Linked DNA regions of Mus musculus: region 2 is linked to region 1. A link is a loop called in an ENCODE intact Hi-C map of the cell type or tissue named here. Cell type or tissue: gastrocnemius. All regions are shown on one strand.

Region 1 (8,000 bases):
GTTTTTTGTTTTGTTTTTAAAGAGAGAAAGACCGTAAAGTTCAGTAGGCAGAGGGGTGCAGAGGATTTGGGAGGAGGGGAAATATAAGCAGAATATATTATATATGAAATCTAATAAAGGGGCTGTAGGATGGCTCAGTGGTCAGGAGCATTTGCTGTTCTTGCTGAGGGCCCAGGTTCACCCCCAGGAACACCTGGTAGGTCATAGGGCATCTGACACCCTCTTCTGGATCCCAAGGGCATCTGTAATACAGCACTCAGGCATACACATAAAATAGATAAATCTTTTTAAATTTTTAATTAAAAAGTATAAGATGGCCATTAGAGGATGGCAGATTTGGTAAAATCGAGCCTTTAGGGGTCAGGGTGCAGCTCACTGGTGAAGCACTCACCTGGCCTGTGTGGATGGCTGGGGTTACGATCCCCAGCACTGAAGAAAAACAGTCAAGGCTTTAGACTCAGTGGTGTCTGCAGGTTTCTAAGCCAAGGCTCTCCACAAGTCTGAGACACTCACATGGTCCTCAAAATTGACAAAGAAAGGAAGAATGAAGAGACGCTTAGTGGTTAAGAGCTTTTGCCGCTCTTGCAGAGAACCCAGGGTCTCTGGGTCCTATAGGGCTATAGAGCTAAAGAGAGGCACTTCCAAGAAAAGCACCCCACCTCCCGCAAGAAACTCATCCACCTATGAACTTCAAAAGGCAGGTTCGGGTGGGTGCCCCCCACCCCAAATTCTGATGCCCATCTATTCCCATGTAACATATATCAGGCCTAGCCGGAAGTCTTCACTGGGGCTGCTGAACTGTGAAGAAAGACCCATCTGAGCTCCTGTGGGCCCTTGGGAAAGCCCGTTTTCTTCTCAGGCCTCCCCATTTCTGTAATGTGTGGTCAGGAGGTGGACACAGATTCCGGAAGCCTTGCTCAAGTGGTCTGAGCAAGGTGAGCTGGGTGAAGAAATTGGGTGTGGCCACAGTGCTTGCATGAAGACGTATGTGACAGGCCTTTTTCCCTTTCCTGATGTTCTAAACCAGTGTGTGGACATGAGTTGTGTCATTATCCACAGGCAGAATGGCATCCCTGGGTACATTTTGAGAGGTCTTCTAACTAACCTCACCCCTGACCTAGTAGTTTTGGCACACACATCGGTGCAGTATGCAACCTATAGGCACGCCCTGCATGAAGGTCCTTTTATTATTGATTTAAATTTGCAACTGTGTTCTAGGCATAAGAGGGATAAATCCCCTGTTGTGCCGGGCGTGGTGGCACATGCCTTTAATCCCAGCACTTGGGAGGCAGAGGCAGGCGGATTTCTGAGTTCGAGGCCAACCTGGTCTACAGAGTGAGTTCCAGGACAGCCGGGGCTATACAGAGAAACCCTGTCTCGGGGAAAAAAAAAATTCCCCTGTTGTTTTCTTCCATGTGGAGATAGAAGTACAAAAGCATCCCTCAACCCCACATGAAACAGTCATTTGGGGGAAAAAAAAAAGGATTTTGGGTTGGTGGACTGAGTAAGTGGTAAGGACCCTTCCTACCAAACCTGACAACCCAGGTTTGATCCCCAGGACCCACACAGTGAACGGGAAGAAATGAGTCTGGCGGGGCTGGTGAGATGGCTCAGTGGGTAAGAGCACCCGACTGCTCTTCAGAAGGTCCAGAGTTCAAATCCCAGCAACCACAGGGTGACTCACAGCCATCAGTAACAAGATCTGACTCCCTCTTCTGGAGTGTCTGAAGACAGCTACAGTGTACTTACATATAATCAGTAAATAAATCTTTAAAAAAAAAAAAAAAAAAAAAAAGAAAGAAATGAGTTGTTCCCTGACCTCCACACATGCATGCCCCCTCTTCCTTCCCCATTACATAAATAAACAAATAAAGGATGCTGTAGGAATTCCACTGATAAGTTAAACAAGGTAGTCCCTGCAATCTCAGCGCCTAGGAAGTGGAGGCCAGCAAGAGAACTGGAGTTAAGGGACATCCTTTGCTACGTACCAACTTGAGACTGGCCTAGCAAGACTGTCTCAAAATGAAAAACAAAAAAAGACACTTTCTTGTCGAGTCTGCTGCTCAAGTTCCGTTCCTGGAATCCATATGGTGGAAGGAGAGAACCAACCTTCTCCAGTTGTCCATTGACCTCCACATCCAGGCTGTGATACATGCGGAGCTCCGGCCCCCCCCCCCCAACACACACACATACAGACAAAGGAAACGTAATGCAAAATATAAACTGGAAAAAAAAAAGAAAAAGAAAATAAAAAGGAAGGTCGACTAGACATATTTTGGAATCTGCTGGGCTTTTTCGTGCAGGATTGGAAGCTTGTAGTCAAGACCTGGCAATACTATGGCCTTCGCGCCATCTGCTGGCCAAGTGACCCTAGGTGCCAGGGCTATGTTTCTGGTTCCCCTGGATAGGCTTCCTCAAAGGTACTTGAAAATCTCCTGTTTTGGAATCTTTCCCAGGGAAAAGTGCCCAACATTCTTTAGTTTTTCGAAGGCCCAGGACCGTCTAGAAGGAAGAGGTGCAGACAGGAGTGGCTCCTGTGTTCCCTCCTGGGGCAAATCCATCTTCTTTCCTTTCTCTCTCTCTCTTTTTTTTTTCTTCTTTCTTTCTTTTTGTTTGTTTTTTTGGTTTTTGAGACAGGGTTTCTCTGTATAGCCCTGACTGTCCTGGAACTCACTTTGTAGACCAGGCTGGCCTCGAACCTAGAAATTTGCCTGCCCCTGCCTCCCAAGTGCTGGGATTAAAGGCTGCGCCACCACGCCCGGCATAATCCATCCTCTTTTTAGGTGTAAGGAAAAAGCCTTTCTCCCAAGCTTCAAGAACCTGGATGATGACCGGACGTGGTGGCGCGAAACCCTGTCTCGAAAAACCAAAAAAAAAAAAAAAAAAAAAAGAACCTGGATGATGGCTTGGAAAGGAAGCAATGCAAGGTGGGTGTCCCTGCCCCGGCTCCTGCCCGGGTCCCTGCCCCGGTCCCTGCCCCAGATCCTGCCCTAGCTCCTGCCCCCGCCCTGGCCCCCGCCCTAGCCCCCGGCCCTGCCTCAGCCTTGCTCCAGCTCTTGCCCCAACTCCAGCCCCGACTCCGGCCCCAGCCCCGGCCCCTGTTCTGCTTTGCCAAGTCTGAGACTAAGAGAGTCAGGACAGTCTAACTTTGTCCTCACCCCGCCCCGCCCCCTTTCTTCTCCTGTGCCTGGGCTCTCACAATCTTAGGATGTTTTGGGAGAACACTTTCCTCTTCTCTGCCTCATTCCCTGCTCTGTAAAGATTCAGGATTTTGAGCCAAGGGAGGCATCAGGGAGAAAACACAAAGCTTCCTGTTTGGGGTGGTTTGGAACATTTCCAGAGCTCACAGACAAGTAGGAAGAGAATTCTGGGCCAAGGAATCCTTGTGCCAATTTGATCTGTGAGGTGGTGGTGCATGCCTTTTGATTACAGCTCTCGAGAGGCAGAAGCAGGTGGATCTCTGTGAGTTTGAGGCCAGCTTGGTCTACAGAGCAAGTTCTAGGACAGCCAGAGCGACACAGAGACATTGTCGCCATAACAAACAAACAAACAAACAAACGTAAACAAGTTTAATTTAGCTGTACAGTGAAAGTAACTCTTTTAAAAAAAGATTTATTTATGTATATGAGTACACTGTAGCTGTACTGATGGTTGTGAGCCACTATGTGGTTGCTGGGATTTGAATTCAGGAGAGCAGTCAGTGCTCTTAACTGCTGAGCCATCTCTCCAGCCCAAAGTAACTCATTCTTGACAAGGACTGTTGTTATTAACTGGATCATAGTCACCAATCTGAAATGGCTTTTCAGTGTAGTTTGGTTTGCATTTCTCTGGTTACTGATGAGATGGGTCATCTTTCACATATTTTTGACTGTCCACATAAGTTTCTATCCACATTGTATATATTCTCTCTCTCTCTTTCTCTCTCTCTCTCTCTCTCTGTGTGTGTGTGTGTCTGTGCCTCTCTCTCTGTGTTTCCCTTCCTTTTCCTCCACCTCTTTCTCTTCCTCTTCTCCTAACAACAGTTTCTTTTGAGATAGGGTTTCCTAAGTAGCCCAAGCTGGCCTCAAACCTCAGCCTTCCAAATGATGAGTCTCTGCTTTGTGTCATATCTTGGGCTCATTTTTTTAAAATGTCGTCTTTCTTTCTTTCTTTCTTTCTTTTTTTTTTTTTTTTTTTTTTTTGAGACAGGGTTTCTCTGTATAGCCCTGGCTGTCCTGGAACTCACTTTGTAGACCAGGCTGGCCTCGAACTCAGAAATCCGCCTGCCTCTGCCTCTCGAGTTCTGGGATTAAAGGTGTGCGCCACCACTGCCCGGCAAATGTCGTCTTTCTTGAGGGCAGAGATGTTCACCTGTTTCGTTCAACAGCACCTAAAACATTTTGTGGGATCCTGGTGTGTGTGTGTGGGGGGGGGGGCAAGTAAAGTAGGCTGAATAAATGACCCACCTCCATCCTGGACTCTTACATTCACTTGCTGGGGGCAGTTTGGGTGGTCAACTCCCAAAACCCAGACACAAGTTTCCACATTGGTAACAGGAGGAAGGCTTTCAGTGTGTCTTTAAGGGGCCATGCAGCTTACTGGAAGGAAAGGTCCTGAGAGGACAAGCTGACCTGGCTTAATGTGGTGTTTGCTGCCCCCTGGTGATGGGACTGACTCTTCCCTTGAACCATGGGAGCCTATGTTACCTCTAACTTCCTGCTTTGCTGGGGAAATGGGTAAGTGGGAGGGGAGGATGAGATGGGGCATCCCTTCTACCCCTTCACCTTCCCCGGCCCATCCCACCACCGGCATCAGCATTTGACATCTATGATGGATCTTTTGCTCTCTGACACTTTCATACCAATTACTGTAACTGAGCGTTGAGCTCAGGGCTTCACGTTTGCTAGGGAAGTATGCTACACTTGGGCCTCGTTCCCAGCCTTAAATTCCTGCTAGCTGGCTCATCTAGTCTATTGTACTCTGTTATAGCAACTGTATAGATACCCCAGAACTCACATCTGTGTTTGCAGTAATTTGACTTGAGAAGTACCATTTGGGGCTGGGAATGAATCCACTGGGAATTTATCCATTCTACAGAGGAGAGGGGGGCTAGAGATGGGGCTCAGTGGTGAGAGTGCTTGCCTAACACACAACACACTAGGTTCAAGCTCTGGCACTGCCAAATAAGTAGTGAGGCTCAGGGGAGGGCAGCCAATAGGGATAGGATGCTCAAGATGCAGAGGCGGCTACTTGGCTGTTCTGAATCCTAGAGCTTTCCCTGCAGTGCCACCCTCTGGAATGCCCCTTTGTTACATGGTCTGTCTACAAGAATTAAGACTTCCAAAAAAGAAGAAAAAGAAGAAGAAGGAGGAGGAGGAGGAGGAGGAGGAGAAGAAGAAGAAAGAAGAAAGAAAGAAGAAGAAGAAGAAGAAGAAGAAGAAGAAGAAGAAGAAGAAGAAGAAGAAGAAGAAGAAGAAGGAAGAAGAAGAAGAAGAAGAAGAAGAAGAAGAAGAAGAAGAAAGAAGAAGAAAGAAGAAGAAGAAAGAAGAAGAAGAAGAAGAAGAAGAAGAAGAAAGAAGAAGAAAGAAGAAGAAGAAGAAAGAAAAGTAAAAAAATTAAAGAAAGAACAACAAAAACAAAAACAAAAACAAAAAAAACCCACAAAACAACAAAAAACAAAAACCAAGACTTCCTACTACCCCCTACCCCCTCCCTGTTCTAGCTCACATTGATCCCTTCCTGGCCTCATTTTTGGGATCTAAGCTGTTGCTTCTCTTTGCTCAGCAGGGCTTCCCCTCAGCTGGGACTCACCTGTTGTTCCTGAGTTTTGCAGAAATGGTGTCTGTAATGTTGGTATAGGGGCAGGTTCTAAAGAAGCCCAAGCTGGCCTGGAACTTAATACATAGTCTAGGTGGGGCTTGCCTTCTCACTTGGGGGTCACTTCTCACATGCTGTGATTAAATGAGTGTGCTACCCCCCCCCCCCCCCCGGATAGCTTAGTGAAAGATCTTGTGCGCGCGCACACACACCTTAGTCTTGCAGTAAAGCATATCTAATGTAATCCTTACAATTTTAACCATTTGAAGGCGACAGCTTTTAGGTACACTAGCTATTGTACCACCCCTCCCCCCACCATCCATCTTCAGAGGGTTATAATTCATAATGAAACTCTTCCCACAAACAACTCCTTTTGTTCTCAAATCAATTGCCGTGACAAAAATACCTCAAAATTAAAAGGCATTTTGCCTCATAGCTTCAAGGGTTATCGTAGGGAGGACCTTGATGGCCGAGTTCGCCTCAGAGCATCCAGAAAGCAGAGACACAGAACGGACAGCTGCACTAGCTGGCTTCCGACTCTCAAAAATTAGCTTTATCGTGTCTCTGCATAATGAATTGGGGGGGGGGCACACACAGGCCGTGGTGTACAACTCTGTCCAGCCAGTTTTCAATCCTCCTATCTTTAGGTTGATTCCCAAGATTGTTCCCGTGTTTGTGTGGCAACACCTTAGCTTCCAAATCATCCCCCCAGCTTAACATACTCTTTAAACTTCATTTTTTTGTGTTTTGTTTTGTTTTTTTAAAGACAAGGTTTCTCTGTGTAGCCCTGGCTGTCCTGGAACTCACTCTGTAGACCAGGCTGGCCTCGAACTCAGAAATCCACCTGCCTCTGCCTCCCAAGTGCTGGGATTAAAGGCATGCGCCACCACCGCCTGGCTAAACTTCATTTTAAAAATTATTGTATGTGTATAGGAGTTTTGCTTGGCACATATGTATGTCTGTGTACCACATGTGTGCAGTGCCCACAGAACCCAGAAGAAGACTAAAGGTCTGGAACTGGAGTTATAGACTGCTGGGAACTGCCATGTAGATGCTGAAAATCAAAGCCAGGTCCTCTGGAAGAGCAGCCAGTGTTCTTAACAACCAACCCACCTCTCTAGACCCTAACATACTTTTAGTATGGAAATGTCTGTTACTTCTACAAAGAGGACGTGGGCCCTACCTGGGTCGGGGAAACCCGTCTTGTGAATCCAGAGTCTTTATTCTCGGGCTCTACATTGCCTCTAAATGCATCTGTCCTCATCTTCACACAAACTAGACCTGAAGTCTTGCGCTCCCTTCTACATGTTCCTCCCAATTTCCTCATGTCAGGTAACAGCCTGTCAGCTATCCACCTAAACCAGGCAGAAACTTGGAAATCAACTTTGATCTCATTCCCTAACATGTACCCACCCCAACTTAGGATACTTTTTTTTCAAAATAGTTCTCAGATGTTCCTCAAAGTGCATTATCTACCCACTTTTTTTTTTAAAGCCTTTTTCACCCAAAGCCACAATCACCGGTCTCCTAGAAGACTACAAAAGGTCACTCACTACTTTCTCCGTTTCCTTATTTTTAAAATTTGTTTGAGACAACGTATTGTTATGTTGCCCAGTCCAGCCTTGAAATGACCTAGTCTCTTCCCTCAATCTCCGGGGTGTCTCCATTATTTATGTCTAAAATTTAACAATACACACAACACAGCTTTAAAATTCCTGTTTCACAGGTGTCTCCAGAGACAAATGCTCGTCGCTGTATAGTTCCTTCCAGAGTCGCAGTCTTCTTAGGTGTTAACTTGGCTGTTCAATGTATCCTACTAAAAATCAAGAACTCCTCAGGCTGCAGAGGGTGGTGGTGTGGAGCAGTGTTCCTGCCCCCTCAACCGCGGACAGAAGGAATCCCTTGGCACTTTTAGCCTGAGTTCCATCCCGCCATACAGTTTGCATAGCTCATGGCTGTCTTCACAACCCCTCTCCCTAACATCACACTAGTCGTTCTCTATGCAGCACTAGTCCCCATCCTTCACCGCTCTCAAGATTTGGGAATTACAAATTCATGGGTGAGTTTTTGAAGGGCCCCCCCGGGAGGAAGAAGAACGTTACGCAAACCAGAAAATCCCAGCAAAGCCTCAAGCTTAGTGGAGGAGATCACTATTCCCAGAAGCCCCTTCACCGTGGATTGGGTCGTCTCTCCACCCAAGACCC
Region 2 (8,000 bases), 220 kb before region 1:
TGTCAGTCCCTCAGGTTGTATCTCCAGACTGCCTGAATCTCTCAGATTTGTTGGCTGTTGTACAGCTGTCCCTCCAGGCTGACCTCAGTGTCCGCCTAGACATCTGCCGTCAGGTAAGAGAAAACGTGTGGGAGATAAAAGGGTGGCTTCTGCTCCCTGGAGCTCCTTTTGCCTTTCTGGGGTGGGGCACCTTTGTAGGTCCCTGCTGTTAAGACCTTGGGATGGGGATCTAGGGAAGCAGTCAGATGACCTCTTATTTGTTGTCCCCTGGTTTGGCAGCTCTTTTACCTCATCTACGGACAGCCAGACGTCGTTCGGCTGCTGGCCCGACAAGCTGGCTGGCAGGATGTGCTGACGCGGCTGTATGTCCTCGAGGCTGCCACAGACAGTAGTCCCCCACGCTTCCTCCCAGAGCTGCCGATCTCTTCAGAGCTGGCCCTATCTCCGCCGCCCACTGAGTTGCCCGCTGACTCTTCTGACGTCTTCCTGCCTTCAGAGTCCCCTTGCCCTGACCAGGATGCTTTCTACCAGGCCCTCTCCCCGTTCAGTACACCCTTTGACCTGGGTTTGGAACGGGCCAGCATTGGCTCGGGCAATACCGCTGGTGGCGGCAGCAGCAATGGGACTGTTACTCCGGCCAGCCAGCCTGGCACACCCTCCCCGCTGGATGGGCCACGGCCCTTCCCAACTGCCCAAGGCCGCCACAGCTCCAGTCTCTCCAATGTGCTGGAAGATGGCAGCCTGCTAGAACCCAACATCAGTGGGGATGATACCTCGAACACGAGCAACCCCCAGGTGAGGTGGCCACCTTCTGACATTGCACTGTGTCTGGAGAGGACACCTCAGGAATGGAGAGTTGGCAGTGTGGTCTTTCCAAAGATGCGGTCTAATACCAGAGCTGGTACTGTCACGCAGTTGTGTTAAGCCCGGGAGAGGAGAGCAGCAGCCACATAGGGCCCAGGCTTTGTAGGGCCTACAGATAGGATAGACTGTCTTCTCTAGAGGAAGAGGCAGTGCTCTTAGCTGCTGAACCACTTCTCCAGCCCCACTTCTCTTTGAGGATTCCTAGGCAGCCTTGAAGACTTAGAGTAAGGCCTTTGTGAATATCTCCTCTCTGAAGTCCAACAGAACCCCAGGTTTTCCCCTGGAGTTCAGAAAGTGGCTGAAACCCTTAGGCCATTTTCCTAAGGCCTTGGTGCCAGTCTGGCTGTTTGCCGAATGCTGCCTCTCTTCATTCCTGCCTGTGGGTAGACAGGGGGTGCTGAGCAGAGATTCCCCTCCCCCACAGCCCGCAGCCCACACCACCTTCCTGTCCCCACAGCAAACCCCTGAAGAGGAGCTGTGCAACTTACTCACCAACGTGCTATTCTCAGTGACGTGGCGGGGCGTGGAGGGCAGTGCGGAGGCCGCCTGGCGGGAACGTGGCCAGGTCTTCTCCGTGCTTACCCAGCTGGGGGCCTCTGCCACACTTGTGCGACCACCAGACTGCATCAAGCGCAGGTAAGAGGTCTGCGTCAGGAGGCGATGGGTCTCTGGGAGCCAGGAAATTGCAAGGTCGGTACTGAGTCCCTCTCTTGGCCAGCCTCCTAGAGATGATGTTAGAGTCAGCCCTGACCGACATCAAGGAGGCTCCCCCAGGAGGCCTGGCCAACCTTTCCCAGCAGGCACTGTGGCTGCTCCGTTTACTGCAGGATTTCCTGTGTGCTGAGGGCCACGGTAACCAGGAGCTGTGGAGTGAGAAGGTACGATTATTCGGAGGGGTGGAAGCCACACACATTCTGCGTCCTTATAACCTGAGGGTGTCTAGTCTAGGAGATGGGAGGGTACACAGGGCAGTCTTGGATACATCAGCGTTGGTATCTATCAGCCTGTTTAGTCAGGCCAAGCATTCAATGGATGGCAGCGTTGGAGTTGGGCTGGGTATACCTTACAGTGAGTGACCTTGACTCAAACCTTACTTAGCCTCCAGCACAAACTTTACCTAGTTTTCTCCCCCAAAATCCCTGTCCTTGTTATGGCAACATGCTGGAAATATGTTCTGTGTGGCAGCTCTTTGAAGGTGTGTGCAACCTGCTTGATCGCCTGGGAGCCTGGCCACATCTCGCCAATAGCACAGCAGATCTCCGGGAGATGGCGCAGATCGGCTTACGTCTTGTGCTTGGATACATCCTATTGGAAGACCCACAGGCAAGCATGCAGGAGGGCAGCAGAGGTGGAGGTCTAGCTGGTGGGGGTCCAGCAATTGGTACCATCCTCATTGCCTTGCACCTACAGCTGCATGCCCAGGCCTATGTGAAGCTGCACACACTGCTGCAGACCGCAGTGCCGACCCGCCGGGAGGAGGCGTGCTACGTGCTCTCCAAGCTGGAGGCAGCGCTCAGTCGGGCGCTGACCACCTCGTCTTCCGAGACTGAGCATGCGTCTACAGCCGTGGCAGCCTCTGAGCGCTGTTCGTGGTTGGTGCCACTGGTCCGCACGCTGCTGGACCGTGCATATGGGCCCCTGGGACTGCAGTGGGGGCTGCCCTCCTTACCACCCACCAATGGAAGCCCCACCTTCTTTGAGGACTTCCAGGCTTTTTGTGCCACAGCCGAATGGCGCCACTTCATCGACAAGCAGGTGCCTGAAGGAGGTGGCGGGTCGAGGAAGAGGAATGGAGGCTAGGGCACGCCTCGAGCACCGGTCTCTCCTCCTGTCAATCCTCCAGGTTCAGCCAACTATGTCAAAGTTTGAAATGGACACATATGCTAAGAGCCATGACCTCATGTCAGGCTTCTGGAATGCCTGCTACGACACACTCATGAGCAGCGGGCAGCGGCATCAGCGGGACCGTATCCAGAGTCGGCGGGCCTTCAAGGTGTGCAGCCCAGATTGGGGGTCGGTGCACCTATATGACTGGAGACAGCTAATAGGGCAGGGTAGAGAATGGATTGGAGAAACTGCAGCCAGGGGGATTGATCTATTCCTTCCGCCACAGGAGCTGGTCCTAGAACCTGCCCAGCGCAGGGCTCGCGTGGAGGGATTGCGCTATGCATCTGTACTGAAGCAGCAGGCAGCGCAGCACTCGACGGCACTGCTCCACTGGGGGGCGCTGTGGCGCCAGCTTTCTAGCCCCTGTGGGGCCTGGGCACTAAGGTGGGCAGAAAAGGAACCCTGACCCTGAGTGCTAGATGGCCTTTGACTCTCTGCTCAAGGCTTGAAAGTAATGCAAAATGAATAAAACAGTAATCTCAGCTGAGCTGTGGTGGTGCACACCTTTCATTCCCAGCACTTTAAGACCCCAGCAGTCTTAAAGTGGGGGCTCTGTAACGTTTTGCTGGCCCATGACAATTCCTGGTGATATATCTGCAGGATCCCTCCAGCCCCCCACTGGAAGCTGTCTAGTGCAGAGACATACTCCCGTATGCGACTAAAACTGGTACCCAATCATCACTTTGACCCTCACCTGGAAGCTAGCGCCCTACGTGACAATCTCGGTAAGTGTGTTGTGCTTGCTTCACCCAGCTGGAGTTTCCCATCATGCCTTGCTCTAATTACGTCCCATTGGCCTCCTGCAGGTGAAGCTCCCATGACACCCACTGAGGAGACCTCACTGCCTCTGGCAGTGACCAAAGAGGCCAAAATCAGTGCCCCTCCGGAGGAGCTGCCTGAGGAGCAGTTAGGGGAAGAGGACCTGGCTGCACTGGAGTCCCTGTGAGTGGTGGGCCGGGGCTGCCAGGGATGGATGCCTTCTGTGCAGCTGGGGCTGAGTCTGCGTCTTTTGCTGGCCAACTTGAGTACCCTGAAAGGACTCTCCAACCCCAAGTTTTGGGGGTTATTTAAAAAGGGTGGGTGCTCTTTAGTAGCTAAGCACCCCTGAGCAAGGCTCAGAAAAACCAGGACAATGTGGGGACCTGGAGTATGGCAGGAGTGTGTGAGGAGAAGCAGGGCAGAGGGAGGGGTGAGCCAACAAGCAGCCAGAAGGACTTTTAAATCTGTCTAGGGCACCGGGGTCAGTGAGCAGGAGGCCCTGGGTAGCTCCTCTCCATCAGGGAGATATGAGCATGTGACCTCATGGCTCACTGGTCTCGGAGCTTGGCAAGAAGGGATGCCCATCCCTAGCTGAAGTGAATGCTGCCCACAGGATGGAGGAGGCGGCCGAGCTAGATGAGAAACGCGAGAAGCTTGTGTTGTCGGCTGAGTGCCAGCTCGTCACGGTGGTGGCTGTGGTCCCGGGACTCTTAGAGATCACCACACAGCACGTGTATTTCTATGACGGCAGTACGGAACGCGTGGAAACAGAGGAAGGTGTGTTCTGATGGAGCTGTTGGAAGGGGCGACAGAGAATGACCAAAGTGCAGGCTGGGCTGGGACCAGTGACTCCTTATACCTATTCTTGGTTGCTCGGCAGGCATCGGCCATGACTTCCGGCGCCCCTTGGCCCAGCTGCGTGAGGTCCACCTGCGGCGTTTCAACCTGCGGCGTTCGGCGCTCGAACTCTTCTTCATTGACCAGTCCAACTACTTCCTCAACTTCCCACACAAGGTGGCCGCGTCCTCTGCGTCATCCCCTTGCCAGGCTCCCAGGCCCCAGCTCTACCCTATCCCATCCCACACCCAGCTACGGAACCAGGTGTACTCATTGCTTCTGCGCCTAAGGCCACCCACCCAAGGCTACCTAAGCAGCCGCTCCCCACTGGAGATGCTTCGTGCCTCGGGACTTACCCAGGTAAGCATCCTAGACCCTGTTTGTGTGGGGTATGAGGTGAAGACTTTGTAGATAGGGGGCTCTGGACAACTTCAATGCTCACCCTTTGCTATTGTGCCGTCCAGAAATGGGTACAGCGAGAGATATCCAACTTTGAGTACCTCATGCAACTCAACACAATCGCAGGGCGCACCTATAATGACCTGTCTCAGTACCCTGTGGTGAGCCCCGCTCTGTCTCTCTCCCCACTTCCCACCTCCAACCCCACTGTCAGTGTCTAAGCACAGTCCCTGAGTAGTTTACCTGCGACTAAGATGTGGTCTCTTGGTCTCTGACACTGCCTCGCTCCCCTGCCCTCTTTGCTTCCTGCTGGGCCCTGGTCTCCCTGGAAGGAGTGTCTGTCACAGACCTCCTGTGCTCCTGTAGGCCTTCCAAGTAGTATGGTGAACAGGCTCTACCCATCTACCTGAGGGTTGAGGGCAGGGCAGGGTGGGCTGGCAGGCAGGCCGTCAGGGTCTTCATACAGCATCTTTCCTGGGTGGGCGTCCAGTTCCCCTGGGTCTTGCAGGACTATGTGTCCCCAGTCTTGGACCTCAGCAATCCAGCTGTCTTCCGGGACCTGTCCAAACCCATCGGTGTGGTGAATCCCAAGCATGCCCAGCTTGTGAGGGAGAAGTGAGCTTTGTGGGCAGGGCAGGGGAGGGCAGGGCTCGGTGGGCTGGGGATGGATGTGTGTGGATCTTCTGCTGACATGTGCTGCCTGTGGCTTCAGATATGAGAGCTTTGAGGACCCAGCAGGCACAATCGACAAGTTCCACTATGGCACACACTATTCTAACGCAGCGGGCGTGATGCACTACCTCATCCGCGTGGAGCCCTTCACGTCCCTGCATGTCCAGCTACAGAGCGGCCGGTGCGCCCAGGGGTGACGGAAGGGTGGGGAGGAAGGCACACAGTCTCCCTGGCAGCTTCTTATGCTGCCTCTGGTTTTACGTATCCCTCTGTATCTATCATCTGACCCCGGCTGTGTCTCTCCACCAGCTTCGACTGCTCTGACCGGCAGTTCCACTCGGTGGCAGCAGCCTGGCAGGCACGGCTGGAGAGCCCCGCCGACGTGAAGGAGCTCATTCCGGAGTTTTTCTACTTTCCTGACTTCCTGGAGAACCAGAATGGTAGCATGCGAGGCACCGGGGCTCCGGCATGAGTGAACAGACGGGGTGTGTGTGTGTGTGTGTCCAGGGATGGTGAAGAATCCTCAGGCACACTGCTAACTTTCTCTTCTGCTAGGCTTTGACCTGGGCTGCCTCCAGTTGACCAACGAGAAGGTGGGTGATGTGGTGCTGCCCCCGTGGGCCGGCAGCCCCGAGGATTTCATCCAGAAACACCGCCAGGCTCTGGTGAGGAGGTGATCGCACACACAGGCAGCCAGGGCTGAGAGTTGCCGTGGGATTCAGTCCCTGCGTTGACTGCCGCTTCCTCCCCTCAGGAGTCAGAGTATGTGTCCACCCACCTGCACGAATGGATCGACCTCATCTTTGGCTATAAGCAGCGGGGTCCAGCGGCCGAGGAGGCCCTCAATGTCTTCTATTACTGCACTTACGAAGGTAGGCAGTGTGCCGCACGTGAGATGGGGTCAGGGCACAGACAGTGGCAATAAAGAAAGGACAGTGAAGGAGTTTTAACCACTCACCTTCCTCTCAGGGGCGGTTGACCTGGACCACGTGGCAGATGAACGGGAGCGGAAGGCTCTGGAAGGCATCATCAGCAACTTCGGGCAGACTCCTTGTCAGCTGCTGAAGGTGAGGACTGTGGGGAGACAGTGGTGAAGGACACTGGTGGCATGGTGCTGACCAGCTCTTGTTGACAGGAGCCACACCCACCCCGGCTCTCGGCTGAGGAAGCAGCCAATCGCCTCGCCCGGCTGGACACTAACTCACCAAGCATCTTCCAGAACCTCAACCAACTCAAGGCCTTTTTCGCTGAGGTGAGAAGTGGGTGGGAACTTAGTTTCTTGTGTAAGATGGGTTTAGCCACACGTCCTTACCCATCTCTGAGCAGACATCTTGGGGACATACGGGTAGGAGGGCGGCCAGGATGAGATTCCCAAGTGCAGTTAGGATGGAGAGAGTCTGGCCTTGGTCCCCTTCCTGCATCTTCACGCATGCTCCCCTTTCCTGCTGTCACTGCGCCGAGGCCAAGGAGTAATGGGATGAAGGGACCAAGGCTGAGCCCGGGCTCGACCCTGGCGTCTTCTGTGTCTACCCCAGCTTCTTCCTCTTTCTGTGATGCCCTCCTACGTGCCCACTGCTGTCATGTCTACCTCTCAGACTCACCTCTCTATGACACCCACTTTGTCCCTGGGGTCAAGGGCCAAAGAGGGTACCTACCAAGAACACTGTCTACTTCAGTCAGCCTTACGCATTTCTCTGCAGGTTGTCAGTGAGGCTGTACCTCTGGTCTTAGCTCTGGTTCCTCACCGACAGTCACACTCCTTTATCACCCAGAGCTCCTCGGACATGTTGGTAAGTACACCTGGCAGATTCCCATTAGCTTCATCCCTTCTGCCTCCGCCCCAAGCTACCATAGCATATTCTTACCCACAGGTGACTGTAAGTGCCAGTGGGCTGCTGGGCACTCATACCTGGCTGCCCTATGACCGGAACATCAATAACTACTTTACCTTCAGCAAAGATCCCACCATGGGGAGCCCCAAGTAAGGCAGGGCTGCGGGTAGGGGTGCGATATGAATGTCCTACACCCCGAACCACCTCCCCATTTAAACAGAATACAGGCCAGCTGCAGGGGAGAGGGCTGGCTAAGGTCCCTGCTAGCCCACATCTCTCACCCGTGGCCCAGCCTCACCTACCGTCTTCCCCTTGGTTTAGGGTGCAGAAACTACTGAGTGGGCCCTGGGTCTCAGACAGTGGCGTGAGTGCACAAGCACTAGCAGTAGCTCCTGACGGAAAGCTGCTCTTCAGTGGTGGCCACTGGGATGGCAGCCTACGAGTGACTTCACTACCCCGTGGCAGGCTGTTGAATCAGCTAAGCCGACACCTTGGTATGAGCAGCCCTGGTACCAGGGAGAATGAGACAGGCAGATGTGGAATGAGTTCCAAGTTGGGCCTGTGACAACACTGTGTGTCCTCCCCTTCCTATGCAGATATAGTGACCTGCCTTGCACTGGACACCTGCGGCATCTACCTCATCTCCGGCTCCCGGGATACCACGTGCATGGTGTGGCGTCTTCTGCAGCAGGTGTGTGTGGTGGGCAGACCTGTGAGGTCCCTGTCTCCCAGGCTAGAAGTCCATCTGCC

The links. Peaks named below come from ENCODE experiments on the same cell type or tissue, not always from the same donor. Only the 100,000 strongest peaks of a DNase experiment are listed, where the experiment ranks them.
Region 2: it touches region 1 in a loop (6-fold over the local background); 17 of 42 quality-filtered maps call a loop at or near these places.

What each region holds. Positions count from the first base shown.
Region 1 is chr9:110,408,340-110,416,339 of GRCm38, reverse strand. No RefSeq gene overlaps it. Among named protein-coding and RNA genes, the nearest start is that of Ptpn23, 4.1 kb to the right of the region's middle. In gastrocnemius, CTCF peaks have their summits at 2,371 (motif pointing left) and 4,651 (motif pointing left); DNase peaks (open chromatin) are centred at 2,356, 3,160 and 4,634; H3K4me3 peaks cover 873 bases; H3K27ac peaks cover 1,163 bases.
Region 2 is chr9:110,626,477-110,634,476 of GRCm38, reverse strand. Nbeal2 (neurobeachin-like 2) reads left to right here. Exons shown (of 54, transcript NM_183276.2): 26 at 7-113; 27 at 280-795; 28 at 1,322-1,500; 29 at 1,583-1,742; 30 at 2,050-2,187; 31 at 2,275-2,619; 32 at 2,708-2,857; 33 at 2,978-3,135; 34 at 3,352-3,476; 35 at 3,558-3,693; 36 at 4,124-4,287; 37 at 4,391-4,707; 38 at 4,812-4,907; 39 at 5,237-5,361; 10 more. Among named protein-coding and RNA genes, the nearest start is that of Mir8107, 5.6 kb to the left of the region's middle. In gastrocnemius, a CTCF peak has its summit at 3,082 (motif pointing right); DNase peaks (open chromatin) are centred at 2,421, 2,832, 3,082, 4,132 and 3 more places.